2 separate regions of the Homo sapiens genome follow, and region 2 is linked to region 1. The links are chromatin loops, found by intact Hi-C in ENCODE. Cell type or tissue: B cell. All regions are shown on one strand.

What was found. A loop is a pair of places that touch in the nucleus more often than their neighbours do. Peaks named below come from ENCODE experiments on the same cell type or tissue, not always from the same donor. Only the 100,000 strongest peaks of a DNase experiment are listed, where the experiment ranks them.
Region 2: it touches region 1 in a loop (4-fold over the local background); 12 of 110 quality-filtered maps call a loop at or near these places.

Annotation. Positions count from the first base shown.
Region 1 is chr11:113,972,952-113,980,951 of GRCh38, forward strand. It overlaps HTR3A (5-hydroxytryptamine receptor 3A), which reads left to right and starts at 2,157. Exons shown (of 9, transcript NM_000869.6): 1 at 2,157-2,441; 2 at 4,820-4,971; 3 at 6,282-6,326. The coding sequence starts at 2,375. RefSeq lists enhancers at 1,720-2,381, 2,382-3,041. In B cell, no CTCF peak of the experiment used is centred here; DNase peaks (open chromatin) are centred at 1,260, 4,440, 4,920, 6,270 and 2 weaker places; H3K4me3 peaks cover 970 bases; H3K27ac peaks cover 2,465 bases.
Region 2 is chr11:113,892,207-113,900,206 of GRCh38, forward strand. It overlaps a transcript of HTR3B not described here. Among named protein-coding and RNA genes, the nearest start is that of HTR3B, 8.6 kb to the right of the region's middle. RefSeq lists a silencer at 3,568-3,768. In B cell, a CTCF peak has its summit at 4,268 (motif pointing right); a DNase peak (open chromatin) is centred at 4,285.

The sequences.
Region 1 (8,000 bases):
TTTTCAGATTTCTAAGTGCTAATGGCCACTTAGACGTCAGTGGGAGCTTAAATACTTTGTTGGCCAGGCACAGTGGCTCATGCCTGTAATCCCAGCACTCTGGGAGGCCGAGGCGGGCAGATTGCTTGAGCCCAGGAATTTGAGACCAGCCTGGGCAACATGGCAAAACCCTGTCTCTACTAAAAATACAAAAATTAGCCAGGCATGATAGCATGCCCCTGTAGTCTCAGCTACTTGGGAGGCTGAGGTGGAGGGATCACCTAAGCCAGGGAGATTGAGGTTGCAGTGAGCTGTGATCATGCTACTGCACTCTAGCCTGGGTGATGGAGTGAGATCCTGTTTCAAAAAAAAAAAAAAAAGAAAAAAGAATCTTTGTTGGGCTTGAAGATGCATTTAGGAATCTATAGTGTTCTGCTTGGGCCCCATTCAAGACCTCAGCCTGGTGGCCTAGGAGGCAGCCTGGTTCTTCTTGCCTTGCTTTATCCTGCTGTCAAACCTCAGGTCTGAGGACATTCATTCTGGAATTCTGGGGAGGTCTGGCTCTATAAATTCTCTAAAAGTTTGGGGCCCTCTTTCTATTCACTGCCCTCATATCCATTCCCCTGAGGGAAATGCTTGGAGCTAATTGTCCATGTTTTTCTGGATTGTGCAGTGATGAAGCACATGACTTAAGAGAAGAGTAGCCCAGGCTCCCTGAACTTGACTGCACGTTGCAGAACCACACCCCGCTAACGGCCACAGGAAAGGACCCCAATGGTGAATGGTATAATGCTTTATGCAGATTTCATAATGCACAGGAATAAGAACTGAAAGGATGCAGCCCTGACCAAGGTAGTTTCTTTCTTTTTTTCTTTCTTTTTAACTTACCTACAATTCAGAAAATTCCTCCTTACTGCAGGGTTCCTAGCCTATTCCACACTTAGAGTCAAGTGGAAAATAAATTAAAAAGGAAGAAAATGTTTTGTTGTTGATACTTAACTTGATTGGTACGGGGACATCTACCCAAATGGTGAGCTAGGGTAGGACTCCTTCAAATAAAAATGCACAGTAATTCTTCTTGCAGGCAACTTTAGGGGTACACAGCTGAGGCCTGAGGGATAGATACTTGTCTATTTAACTTGCAATGAAGAAAGAAACACTTCTTTCAAGAAAGACGCTTCCATTTAAGAGGAAGGTATTGAAAATGCTTCCGAGGCCAGGTGTGATTGCTCATGCCTCTAGTCCCTTTGGGGGACTACCAAAAATACAAAAATTAGCCAGGCATGGCTCGCATTTGTAGTCCCAGCTCTTCAAGAGGCTGAGATGGGAGGATCAGCTGAGATGGGGGAGGTTGGGGCTGCAGTGAGCAGTGATTGCGCCACTGCACTCTAGCCTGGGTGACAGAGCGAGACTCTGTCTCAAAAAAAAAAAAAAAAAGAAAGAAAGAAAAGAAAAGAAATGCTTACGAAATGATATCAAGCAAAAAAAGAGGGCACAAAATTATATGTATGTGATATTTACTTCATTGTATACACATTACTGAAGAAAATTATGGAAGAATATATACCAAAACGTTAAGAGTGGCTGTCTCTGAGTCATAAGTTTACAGATGATTTTAATTTTTCTTCATATTTTTCTACAAAGTGCATGTATTATTATTATTTTTACTATATGTATTTATTATGTATGGCAAGAATGCATGAAATAAATATGTATAGTAAAAGTTTATTTTTATTATATATTTTATTATTTTTAATATATATTTTACTATTTAAGTATAACTAATTAGATGAGGACAAAAGGGCAGACCTGTGGTGACTCCAGTTACCCTTCCCGTAACTACAGAGGTGCCCAGTCACCTGCTTGGTTATGTCACCCTGGGGAGTAAAAGAATGGTCTTCCTGCTCCTGCCTGACTCACCCTATCCTGCCCCAGCCCAGTGCCACAGAAACATACTTGCCAAGGGACATCAATGAAAGCAGCAGCGTGGTGCACCTCCCAGGGGTCAGGCTGCACCCTTGTCTCATGGGCTTCTGCAGCCCCTGTCCCCACCTAAGTTACTCCTTGGGGAAACATGGCCAAGCCCCCTGGCTGAATGGGTGGACTGAGCTCCCACAGCATGACATCAGCTAGGGCGGGCTCCCCTCTCAGCTGTCCCCTCCCCTTTCCTCCCGCCTGAAACATGATCCAGCTGAAGGACTGATTGCAGGAAAACTTGGCAGCTCCCCAACCTTGGTGGCCCAGGGAGTGTGAGGCTGCAGCCTCAGAAGGTGTGAGCAGTGGCCACGAGAGGCAGGCTGGCTGGGACATGAGGTTGGCAGAGGGCAGGCAAGCTGGCCCTTGGTGGGCCTCGTCCTGAGCACTCGGAGGCACTCCTATGCTTGGAAAGCTCGCTATGCTGCTGTGGGTCCAGCAGGCGCTGCTCGCCTTGCTCCTCCCCACACTCCTGGCACAGGGAGAAGGTAAGCAGACTTCGGGAAGCAGCAGGACTTGGCTGACCATCTGCTGAGGTGGGGCAGGGGATGCTTCAGTCCTCCGAGGGCTGTGGAGAGGAGGGTGGGGAACAGTGCAGCTGCAGGAAGGTCAGCTATCTTACCACCTATGAGCATGACAGCATTTGAGGCATCATGGTTAAGCTAGAGAGAGTTAGGAATGTTGAGTCCTGGGGTGGGGCAAGAGCGGAGCTTGCAAAGAAGGGAGCAGAGAAGTAGCCTGGCGTATCAGAAATAAAAAGACAGGCACCAGGAGGGGGCTCCTCTCCTTTTTGTCCTTTCCCTAAACTATTTGAATGAAAGCTGCAAGGGACCTTAGAACTCATTGGGTCCACCCTTGCCTGTTATAAATGGGAATGCTGTGGCCCAGAGAGTGGGGAGCGGATAATTCATTCAAGGTCACACAGCTTGTTAGCAGCAGAGTGGGGACCAGAACTAGTCTAGTCCTCTTTCCTCAGCTTCACTGGTTTTGTTGCATGAGTTCGTTCTCTGGGCCTGCGGTTCCCCAAGTTCCTTTCCAGGACTAAACTCCAGTAACGCCCAATTTCTCTCCACATTCGCTACACCCATCTTCTCCTGACTCCCTTGAATGTAGGGTGTTTTAGCCACAAAGGGACCGGCTTCCTTTTGCTGCAGACCATGTTCATTCCCCTCTAGGAGGTTTCTCTCCCTACAGAGCTGGGGTGGAGCATACTGGGGCACAATTAGAGGAAGCCATCCAGGGGTTGGACAGACGTGAAGAGCTCTGGGTAAGATGTCCTTCCTCCCGGGAGCGGTCGTTTGGGAGTGCTCCGTGGGTTAAGCAAACGCAAGCTGTAAGTGATGACTGTGGTCGAGGGCTTCCTTGACTGAGAAGAAACTCTGTCCCTCCTAGCAATGGTCCTTTGCCCCGGGCCTGCTGGGATGAGTTCAGTGCTCTCCAAGCTGGTCAGGATCCCAGTCAATAGGACCCAGGCTCTTGCTGGTGTAGTAAAGACGCACACGGGTCTGCGTTTGAATCTCAGTTCCTCCACTTGCAGAGCAAGGTGCTCACCTTTCTGGTGCTTGGGGATCCTTGTGTGCAAATAGCCACTCTGGTGGACTGTTCTAAAGTTAAATGAAGAATATGTTTATTGATGTTATTCCAAAGGAGACACTTAAAAAATAGTTTGTGTGTGTGTGTGTGTGTGTGTGTGTGTGTGTGTGTGTGTGTTCTCTCTGCTCTTCTCTGTCCTTCTGAGGGAAGCCAGTAGCTTATCAGGGAAAAGGGGGTGAAAGGAGGGGGAATCTGCAGGAGTGATTTGTTGTACAGGTTGCACACTAGATGAGAGAAGACACAGTCTTGTTTAGCAAAAGCCAGGCCTTGCCAGCACCTGGTTAGTGAAAGACCCTGGCTACCTGCCAGCTCCATCTCCCCTTTGCTGCCCGTATGCTGGCCCTCTAGGTTGTACTCCCTTCACCGTCCCATGAATTTTCACTTTTGCATGTCAGGCCACCCTTCTGGAAGTGCTCCTGCTGCTTCCAGTGTGAAAACTGAGCTGTGCATGAAATCTTCATAGAACAGCACCAGGGTCCAGGAGCTGGGCTGTCTCATTACTGGTTTGTCCCCATAGGCCACCTACCCCGGAAGTCGTTTGATTTCTTCTCACTCCCTCCACACCTCGCCCCAACCACCTATCTAAGCCCATCATGTTTGCCCATACAGCAACCCTAGGAGGTGGACTGGGCCAGCCCTCCACCCATAGCTTGTGTGTGCCTGGGGCAGGGTGCGAGGATCCTCTTGGGGTGGCTTTTGCAGGATGTAGAGGAAATGTCAGTTTTCACCAGATGCCCACACTTCCTTCTTTCTTTACCTGTTTCATACTCAAAAAGGAGATGTTGTGTGCAGATGCTGAGGTTTGACCTTGGCTGAGGAAAACCCTGATGCAGACCCTTGGGCTTAGAAATTGTGCACTTGGGGTCATGCTTTCTTGCAACCCTCTTGCTTTTAGTATCATACCCTGAGAGCCAGCTTCCTTGTTGCTCCCCAGAGGCCCTCGCTTAGGCCCCGTGGGCCACCTGCTCCGACCTTCTTAGCCCTCAACCTGATTTGAATCTCAGCTGTCTTGTGCCACTTGCTCTTCCAAGCCAGATCTCTGCTTTCCTGTCAATGAATGCATAGGTCCTTTCTACAAGGTAATACATTTGAATTATGGTAGAAATCTCTGCAGACAAAATGCTCTAGTGGTGAGAATGTCAGTCTGTGTTTAGAATTTTGTGAGGTGGGGATGGTGGGGATACGTCTCTTTTAACAGCTTACAAACCAGGACAAGAGAACCGGGGGAAGTCTTGGGGGGCTGGTGTCTACTTTGAACTGTTCTCCTTCCCAGCCAGGAGGAGCCGAAACACCACCAGGCCCGCTCTGCTGAGGCTGTCGGATTACCTTTTGACCAACTACAGGAAGGGTGTGCGCCCCGTGAGGGACTGGAGGAAGCCAACCACCGTATCCATTGACGTCATTGTCTATGCCATCCTCAACGTGGTGAGGCTCAGCCCCGAGCTGCACACAGGCAGACCTTTTGGGGGTGGGAGAAGGCCATGTGAGACAAGTCACCCCCTATGCAGCTTGTTAGGCATTTGAGAACCCATAGGACCTACGGTCTGGCACCACAGCTCAGGATGGATTGTAGCATCATCTGCACAGCTGCCCAAACCAGAAACCTGGGGTCACCTTGTGGCTGCTGCTCCCACACCCATACAGTGAGGGGGTCACTTCCCACATGTGGTTCTTCATACACTGCATAATGATAACCATCTCTCTATGTCAGCTGTATGAGGATTAAGACGGTCCCATGCATCTCTATGCTCCCAGTGCCTTACACACATCCCTGGTACCTGGCAGGTGTCACTAAATGATTGTTGAAGAATCAGCCAACAGATCAATTATTCCTCAATTCCTTCATCAACTACCACAGTAGGGTGGGGTGCACTACTCAGAAGAGGTGGTCAGACATTGTGCAGAGATAAACAAGGAGGCAATTGCAGAGATGCAGTGGCTCTGTGTTGGGGTCAGGTAAGCAGGACCCAACTTCACAGTGGCTACTAATTTTAGTCTAGTAAAATTACTCTACCAAAATTAGTCAGCCCTCCTGACTAATTTTTGTATTTTTAGTAGAGACAGGGTTTTTCCATATTGGCCAGGCAGGTCTCGAACACCTGGCCTCAAGCCATCCACCTGCCTAAGCTTCCCAAATTGCTGGGGTTACAGACGTAAGACACTGCTCCCGGCATTATATGTATATTAGAAGTTGAAACATAAATCACTGTTGGCAGAGCACAGTGGCTCACACCTGTAATCCCAGCACTTTGGGAAGCCGAGGTGGGCAGACCACTTGAGGCCAGGAGTTCAAGACCAGCCTGGACAACATAGCGACTGCATTTCTACTAAAAATGCAAAAATTAGTCGGGCATGGTGGCACACACCTGTAGTCCCAGCAACTCAGGAGGCTGAGGTATGAGAATCGCTGGAACCTGGGAGGTGGAGGTTGCAATGAGCTGAGATTGTGCCACTGCACTGCAGCCTGGGCAACAGAGCAAGCAAGACTGTCTCAAAATAAATTAAAAAATGAATCATTTTTACTTCTTTCTGCGTATGCTCTAGTGAACAACTAACTTTTCCTGTCTGGCCAGGGAGCTCCAGTCTATCTACTTTCCCGACCCCGGCCCCTGCTCTTCACTTTCACTTCCCAAAGCAATAGGGACACAAGGAAGCCCCTCCTTTAGGGGCTGGCATGTGCAGGGTGGCCCTCCAGTCCACAGGGTTACTTGTTCAAGCTCCCTTTCCTTTCCCAGGATGAGAAGAATCAGGTGCTGACCACCTACATCTGGTACCGGCAGGTGAGCAGACCCGCCCCTCCCTGCCCCCGTTACCCATCCTCCTGGGAAGGAGTCGGGAATTCGGGAGTTTCAGTGGCCTTGGCGAGGGAAGGTGAGCGGAGAGGCTGAGGGGCACCCTCAGCCTGAGATCCAGGAGTGTGGAATCTCCTCATCTCAGGTCTGAGAGTGGAAGTAGGCTTAAAGATAGTGGAGGAGAAACCCTCCAAACCCCCTCTGGCTTCTGAAGTTCTTCAAAGCACCCCAAACTATGGCTTGTCCCAGCCTCTGTTGAAAGGAACTCATGAGCCAGCCCCTTCACTCTCAGCCAGCTCTGTTTGCTAGACCATTCTTCCTTCTATTCAGCCAAATTGGACAGCAACCAAATTGGGTGATTGAAACAGGATGGTTCGTTCCATCCACTTAGTCCTCACATCCTCAGCCATTTCCCCACTCTTTTAGCTTCTGATGGGCCTGGGTCAGCCCCTGGTGTGTGGATACATCTGAGGCTTGGCAGGAATTATGGCTTTGAGCTGGGGTGGGGTAGGAAAAGAGTGGAGGTCACTATCCAAGGGTCCTGCTCTGGAAGCCCCTGGGGTTGTTGGGAAGTCAGAGCAGAGGAGAAACTAAAGTGGCTGAACACACGGAGGCAGAAGCATGAGGACAGCTCACAGAGGTCATGCCCAAGAGGCTCTGGGGACATGCTTGGCATAAGTGGGTCTCTGTTATCCCTCCCCATGGCTCATGGCACATCCATCACCACCACCAGACATGGGACAGGGCGTGGGGTAGAGGAAGAAGCTAGAATGCTGATCCCTGAGATGCTGCTCTGTCCCTGCCTCGCAGAGGGATCCCTTACTACAGTGTCCAAAGGGAAGGGACCCAAACAAGTACAGGCAGCCTGGAGCTCCTTTCCCAGGACATCCGTCTGAGCTCTCACCTCTGGAGCTCTAGGGCCACTTGTCTGTCCCAGTTACTTGCATCAGCAGTGAGGGAATGACAGTCTACATGCACCAGCAACTGTGCTAAGAGACTGGAATTAGAGACACGAACTAGATCGAGGCCCTGCCCACCATGAGCTCACAGACCAGATACAGGTACTGACAACTGAAATGCAACAAGACAGCCACTCCAACGTGGCAAGGACAAGGTGCTAACTATGGGAGCACAGAGGAGACGCATGTCACCCAGCCTGGGGTGTGGGGGTCATGGACAATGTCCTGGAGAAGGGAACAGACAGATGCCTTGGCCAAGCCCAGAAGGCTGAGGAAAATGTACCTTGGTAAAGAAGATAGGGGAGAGGGAGCAGGATACGCAGAGACATGGAGGTTCCAGCAGTGTTTCATTGCATACGGCTGCAGTGTAGAAGTCACAAAGAGGCATGGCCAAAATATGAGGCTAGAGGGATAGCGGAGGTCAGATTATATCAGCCTGTGTCGGCTGTGAAGTTTAACTTTATCCTAAAGGCAATGGGGCACCCCTGAAGGATTTTAAGCAAGGGAGTGACATGATCGAATTTACATTTTAGACTGGCCATCCTGGCCTGAAAATGGAGAATATATTAATGAAAACTTAACAAGAGCGGTCTCCACCCTGTGAAGGAGATGTTATGATCTCCATATAAATATGTTGAGACCAAGATCCAAGAAGTTATTTGTCTGAGATTCTCAGCTGGCGGAGGGGGAACTCACAGCATTC
Region 2 (8,000 bases), 81 kb before region 1:
CCTCCACCTACTGGGCTTAAGTGATTCTCCCGCCTCAGCCTCCCAAGTAGCTGGGACTACAGGCAGGCGCCACCATGCCCGGTTAATTTTTGTATTTTTAGTAGAGATGGGGTTTCACCATGTTGGCCAGGCTGGTATCGAATTCCTGACCTCAAGTGACCCGCCTGCCTCAGTCTCCCAAAGTGCTGGGATTACAGGTGTGAGCCACCGTACCTGGCCAGGAGGAGAAATATTAACTTGAAAAAAGCAATGCCGGGTGCGGTGGCTCACGAGGTCAGGAGTTCGAGACCAACCTGACCAACATGGTGAAACCCCGTCTCTACCAAAAATACAAAAATTAGCCAGGCGTGGTGGCACACACCTGTAATCCCAGCTACTTGGGAGGCTGGGGCAGGAGAATCGCTTGAACCTGGGAGTGGGAGGTTGCAGTGAGCCGAGATCGTGCCATTGCACTCCAGCCTAGGTGACAGAGCGAGAGTTCATCTTTTAAAAAAAAAAAAAAAGCAATAAACCAGCCTGGCCAACATGACGAAACCCTATCTCTACTAAAAAATACAAAAATTAGCCAGATGTGATGGTTATGATCCCAAGGATGCCTGTGAAACCAGGTACTCAGGAGGCTGAAGCAGGAGAATCACTTGAATCCCAGAGGCGGAGGTTGCAGTGGGCCCAGATCGCACCACTGCACTCCAAACTGGGTAAGAGACCGAGACTCCGTCTAAAAAAAAAGTAAAAAGCAACACAACACATAATTAGCCAGGTGTGATGGCATCGTCTGTAATCCCAGCACTTTGGGAGGCTGAGGTGGGAGGATCTCTTGAGGTTAGGAGTTGGAAACTAGCCTGGCCAACATGGTGAAACCCCATCTCTACGAAAAATACAAAAATTAGCCAGGTATGGTGGTGGGTGCCTGTAATGCCAGCTACTCAGGAGGCTAAGCCCCAGAATCGCTAGAACCGGGAGACGGAGGTTGCAGTGAGCTGAGATTGCGCCACTGCACTCCAACCTGGATGACAGAGTGAGACTCTTTTTTGTTGTTGTTGTTGAGATGGAGTCTCACTCTGTCGCCGAGGCTGGAGTGCAGTGGCGCGATCTCAGCTCACTGCAACCTCTGCCTCCCGGGTTCTTGCCATTCTTCTGCTCAGCCTCCCGAGTAGCTGGGACTACAGGCACCCGCCACCACGCCCAGCTAATTTTTTTGTATTTTTAGTAGAGACGGGGTTTCACCATCTCAGCCAGGATTGTCTCCATCTGGGATTACAGGCCTGAGCCACCGCGGCCGGCCCAGAGTGAGACTCTTGTCTCAAAAAAGAAAAAGAAAAGTGTTAATTGTATTTCTGTATGTTTGGGCTCTGCAAAGTTAATCATCAGGTTACTGGAAATTTAATTGTCTTCTTTTAAATTTATTTTTATTTTATTTATTTATTATTATTATTTTTTGTGATGGAGTCTCGCTCTGTCACCCAAGCTGGAGTGCAGTGGCATGATCTCGGTTCACTGCAACCTCCACCTCCCGGGTTTAAGCGATTCTCCTGCCTCAGACTCCCAAGTAGCTGGGACTACAGGCACAGTCACCATGCCCGGCTAATTTTTGTATTTTTAGTAGAGACAGAGTTTCACCATGTTGGCCAGGCTGGTCTCTTGACCTCGTGATCCGCCAGCCTCAGCCTCCCAAAGTGCTGGGATTACAGGCGTGAGCCACCGCTCCTGGCCTATTGTTATTTTGGGGGGCCAAGTCTTGCTCTGTTGCCCAGGCTGGAGTGGAGTGGCACAATCTCTGCTCACTGCAGCTTCCGCCCCCTGGGTTCAAATGGTCCTTGTGCCTCAGCCTCCCCAGTAGCTGGGATTACAAATGCATGCCACCACCCCAGCTAATTTTTGTATTTTTTGGTAGAGACAGGGTTTCAAGACTGGGTGTGTCTCACATCTGTACTTCCAGCACTTTGGGGGGCCGAGGCAAGTGGATCACTTGAGGTCAGGAGTTTGAGACCAGTCTGGCCAAATGACAAAACCCCATCTCTGCTAAAAATAAAAAATTTAGCCGGGCATGGTGGCAGGCGCCTGTAATCCCAGCTACTCAGGAGGCTGACGTTTGAGAATCGCTTGAATCCAGGAGGTAGAGGCTGCAGTGAGCTGAGATTGCTCCACTGCACTCTAGCCTGGGTGACAGAGCAAGACTCTGTCTCAAAAAAAAAAAGAAAAGAAAAGAAAGAAAGAAAGAAAGAAAAGGGACAGGGTTTCGCCACGTTGGCCACACTGGTCTCGAACTTCTGACCTCAAGTGATCCACCCGCCTCTGTCTCCCAAACTGCTGGGATTATAGGCGTGATACCATGATGCCTGGCCTTAATTGTCTTCTGAAGGAATAAGAAACTTAGTGCCTCCCGTGTGTCTGTGCTGTCTCTGAAACAGAAACTGATAGTGGTCTTTCTAGATCTTTTCAGACCTCCGTTCCTCTTCTGCACTCCCTCTCTTGGCTTCCCTGCACTGTGGCTTCCAAGGCCCACACCTAGGACTTTTGTTGGAGACGTCTCCTTGGCTACTAAAGCTTTGTCTGCCCAGGAAAAGACCAGGAAATATCTGGGAGTTCACTCCCTGTTCCCCTTAGCCAACAGCTGACAGGTGGGAGTGAGAGTGTGCAGGCCAGCTTCCCTTGTGTGGTTTTCACTGTCAAGTTTCCCTGAGGGTTCAAGCTGAAACCACGCTCCCCTTTCCCAATTTCTATTGGGAGTATTTCTAAAATTGATTGCTTGTACACAAAGCCTTATTATAGGTATGTTTCAGGGAAACCTAATCTAAGACAGTCAGCGTTACAGAGTTTTATCCCTCCTGTCAATATTAAAATTTGATATGGCTTTTAATTTTTTTAACTTTTAATTAAATTTTTATTTGACCAAGAGAAAACTGTCTAGAATTGTCTGACATTTAAAATCCACTTAAACAAAGCAGATTACCACCTTCAAGCATCACAATTATTCAGCATAAAGAACCTTTGTTGAAACATCTTTCTCATTTATTTAGGAGGAAAAATAAATCTAGAACAGAACCAAACAAAACTTTTTTATTTTTATTAAAAAATTCCAATTCTTAAAATACCATGAACCATCTACTGAAACTGTACTTCAACAAGGGGCAGGATTTATCTCAAGGCCATGTTCACCTGCAACCTGCTGATAAATCTCTTTTAGAAAACTTAAGTGGCTCTACTGCGATTATTGACTTGTGTCTGCTCCACTTGACTGTATGCAGATCGAAAGCAGGGTTGGTGCCTTCATAATCTCTAAATAATCTGAACATGGAAACGACTGCTTTGTGCTTTTAAAGAGCTCATATACTTCTAGTCCTGTTCCCTGGGGCATCCTCTGAAACCTGATACACCAGTCTGCCTACCAGGACACTGTGTTACTGGCCCGCTGGGTGGCCAGAGACGAGCTTTACTCTACTAGAAGACGCAGTTAGTCCCTCTGGGGTCCTATCTTCGTAGTAAATCCCTGATATGGCTTTTAATAATATTGTTTATAACTTTTCAGATGTGCAGAAGACTTATTCCCATTCTTAGGAAGACAGTAGGAAAGTTACACTGTAACTTTCACCCGTTCACCCTCTCTTCACCCAGCTGAATATCAGTATTCAGCATAAATGCCATTTGTGAAAAGTCACTGAGGCTGGGCATGGTAGCTCACACCTATGATCCCAACAATTTGAGAGGCTAAGGCGTCTCAGGAGTTGAGCCCAGGAGTTCAAGACTAGCCTAGGCAACATAGGGAAACTAAAAAAAAAAAAAAAAAATTAGCCAGGCATGGTGATACTTACTTGTAGTCCTAGCTACTCTGGAAGCTGAAGTGGGAGGATCACTTGAGCCCAGGAGGTCAAGGCTGAAGTGAGCTATGATCACACCACTGCACTCTAGCCTGGGTGACAGAGCGAGACCCTGTCTCAGGAAAAAGAAAAAGAAAAAAAGAAGTTACTGAGTCAGTTTCCCAGGAAACTTGGGAGCTCCTAGGGACCAAGAGTTTGGAAGAATTGCAGTAAGGAGGTAGGAGGAAGGAACTGGCCGGTCATAAGCTGTGTGAAAACAGATCGAATGGGTTGGTGTGGATTGGTGCTGGTGAACGCAAAGAGGAGAATTTACAGCAAAGACGAATAGTGGTGACATGAAGAGAGGCCTGAAATGACTTTGAAATCATTTGAAAGTGCACTGTATAATAAAACTTAAAATGAGTTGGCATAGTTTTCTGGGGTTGCGCAGAATTGGTTAAGGCAGGCACGACAGCCACCACAAGGTGGTGCTCTGATTATATTCACAGCCACCAACTCGAATTTCCTCAGAGCTTTACAGTTCCCCACTCTGCTCTCAGTCTTTCTGGGCTCTAACTAGGGGTCTGTCACACTCCAGCCATACTCAGCCAGCCTATTATTAGTGCCAAGCCTTCCTCCTGGCGCGATGACAGTGTAAATTTCAGCAATGGCAGAAGGGGGACAAATACAGCTGTTGTGCATTTTAGAATAATTGCTATAGGCCATTTGGAGACAGATTTATAATAACAGCACTTATACAGACTTATACAATATTTCACTTTCCTATTTTATCCCCGGTCAACACTCTGCATCATGAACTTTTGAATTCTTTCAACTCATGTGAGTCTAGAATTATCTTCCCCCAATTTTACAAAGTGAGGCTTGCACCCTCCCCCCGACCCCGTTCCCAGAAGGCACCATGCACTCTCATCTCAACCTCCAGCCCTTTCATGTGCAATTCCTTTTGCTGGGAGCTCCGTTCACCCTCTCCCCACTCAGATGAATATCAGTACTCAGCACAAATGCTATTTGTGAAAAGCCTCCACCTACTCCCACTCCAAGTCTGGGCTCCTTTCTTTGCCTGGGTCCTCTCCAGTTCATCCATCTATAGGCGTTTCTCTCAAAGATTTCTTATCTGTCACCTCCAATCCACCTCTCCCCAGCTTTCTTATCCATAGATTGTCAATGTCTATCACAATTTCCTACTTACTAAGTGGATGAATGAATGAATAAATAAATAAATTTCTAAAGGATCAAAGATCTTTCCTCATCTTGAGTCATAGCAGAGATGGAAATATCCAGAGATTTACACCTGAACCAGAACATCTCACTGGCTGCAGTAATTGACTGCCTTTCCCCAGAAAATGTCTAAATGGGTCTAAATGGAAATGTTGGGGGCCCTACAGTGAGCCATAGATCAGGGGAGATCCCCCAGTGCTGGCACAGCAAGACTTCAAGGCCCATAATCTGTGCAGAAGATCTAAACAACATAGTGTACAGGGTAAGACTGTCTGTCGTATATTGTAGTCTCACTAAGCGGTTTCTTGGAATTGATGTCATTGGGAGCGTAAACAGAAGCAGCAAGCTTCTGTGTTCCTCCAAGTTCCTTCCACCTTCTATTTTCCTCTAGCTTTTGGGGTACATCTTACCCCCAAGGACTGTAAAATCTCTGAACTTGGAGTACACTCTGAGTGAGTCAAAGGGACTCATGATCTGCCTGCACCGGTGTCTCATGTTTGTCTTTTGCACTAATTGCTCCCTGGTTCTGGAGCAAACCAAATAAAGGCAATCTTGCTTCAGAACCAAGTTGTCATTCTCACCCATCCTTTGTGAAATGGGTGGTGAGTGTATCTCATCTTGGATGTGGTTATGAAAAGGCTGGATTCCTCTTGGCATCATCTTTCTGGCATAAGCCAGAATTCTTTTCTGTTCATTTGTTAATTCTTTCTTCCCTGTTTTCCTCCCATCTTTCTGGAACACTCAATGAACACTTACTAGGTGCCAAGCTCTACGATGGAGATATAAAGCTGAATAACACAACATTGCTCCACCTTCAAGGTATTCACCAAATTCTAGACTGACAGAAAAGTAAACAAATACTTATAACACACCTGAATGAGTACTGTAATGTAGGAATATATGAGGCCTTGTAAGATCAAGGGAGTGGTCACAGCATGTAGTTAGATGTTTTGAAAACAGCTGGTGGGAGGGGTCCTGGTGGGAGTGTTTGCTGATTTCCATGTGACAAATTTTGTCATTATGACTTTCTTCCTTTCTTTCTTTCTTTCTTTCTTTCTTTCTTTCTTTCTTTCTTTCTTTCTTTCTTTCTTTCTTTCTTTCTTCCTTTCTTCCTTCCTTCCTTCCTTCCTTCCTTCCTCTTTCTTTCTTTCTCTTTTTCTCTCTCTCTTTCTTTTTCTCTTTCTTTCTTTCTTTCCTTCTTTCTTTCTTCTTTTGAGGCAGAGCCTCACTCTGTTGCTAAGGCTAGAGTACAGTGGCACAATCACAGCTCACTGCAGCCTTGACCTCCCCAAGCTCAGGTGATCCTCCCACCTCAGCCTCCCAGCTAGCTGGGGCTACAGGCACGCACCACGATACCCAGCAATTTTTTTGTAGTTTTCGTAGACACAGGGTTTCACTACGTTAGCCAGGCTGGTCTTGAACTCCTGGGCTCAAGTGATCTGCCTGAGTTAGCCTTCCAAAGTGCTTCCAAGGTGTGAACCACTGCTCCTGGCTGACTGATTTCAATTTACCAACTGATATCACTGGAAACAAATGAAAAAACAATGGTCTTTTTGATCAGTGAGAGCTGGCTCCAGCACGTGACCATGATTTCAGCCTTGTGAGACCCTGAGCAGATCTGTTCATTCTGTTCCTGGACTTTTGACCTACAGGACTGTGAGCTAGATGAGTGCTGTTTTAAGCCCATAAATTTGTGGTAATTTTTAATGCAGCCGTAGAAAACTAACTCAATGCTGTTTAAACCCTCTTTAAGGATGTGAAAACTAAGGCTTAGAAGCAGTAAGGAGTTTGACCAAGGCCATGAGCATCTAGCAAGCGATGAAGCTAGGATGCACAATGAGGTAAGTCTGACTTGAAGGCCTGGGACCTTATATCTTATGCTCTATGACCTCCCATAGAAAACCATGACACAAAAACCACGAAAGGCCAGAACCATGAGGGACTCCATTCCCTTGTTTATTTGTTTACTTTTTAAGGACCGTAAAATGTGCATTATTATTAAAAATGAAATTCTAAGCTAGAGGAAAATCGAATGCTGAGTGTGTCTTTGGACTTGAGGTGCCTCCTCTGTGGTTAGCTTGATATTGATTTCAGAGGAAAACACTGTGGAGTAACAGAAATTTCATATGGGACTCTACTCATTAAATGTTTGAGTTTGGCTGGAATGTCCATTTCTGCTTTTTTCCTCCAGCCTGACCAGATGTGCTCAGAAAATTTGGTTCCCCGAATATGTACATCTGTCAAAATTCCTGTCAATTTTAGCATGACTGCCAAGGGAGTGAACAAAGAGAGTTAGCGATTAACTTCAAAGAACTTTGTTGGAGAGGAATAAAGATATTTAAGGCCTATTTTTTGAACTAATTGCATTTGCATATTTATGGGATTTACTGGTATAGCAGTAATTAAAAACTATTTAGTAGTCTTAAAGGACGCATAACTCAGTTGCTGTTTGCATAATAAACACTTCCTTATTATGTTTGCATAATAAACCCTCTCCCCTTGCTTCTTCCAAAAGACATCGGTCGATCTAATAGGTGCCATATCTTACTTGAAAATAATGGAGAAACAGAGTGCAAAGGCTCATGGGGATGTGAAGTGGGGACTTCTAAAAGAAATATATTTTCAGGTACTTTCTTAATGATGGGCTTGGCCTGAACTTCTGTAAGAGAATCGCAGATTCAAATCCCAGATTAAGTCTTTGTTTCTTTTACCCAAGTAATGCCACTTAAGAAGTCCAAACACGTTTGGGTGAGGTGGCTTACACCTGTAATCTTAAAACTTTGGGAGGCCGAGGCAGGTGGATCACCTGAGGTCAGGAGTTCGAGACTAGCCTGGTGAAACCCTGTATCTACTAACAATACAAAAATTAGCCGGGTGTGGTGGCATGCACCTGTAGTCCCAGCTACTCGGGAGGCTGAGGCAGGAGAATCACTTGAACTTGGGAGGCAGAGGTTGCAGTGAGCC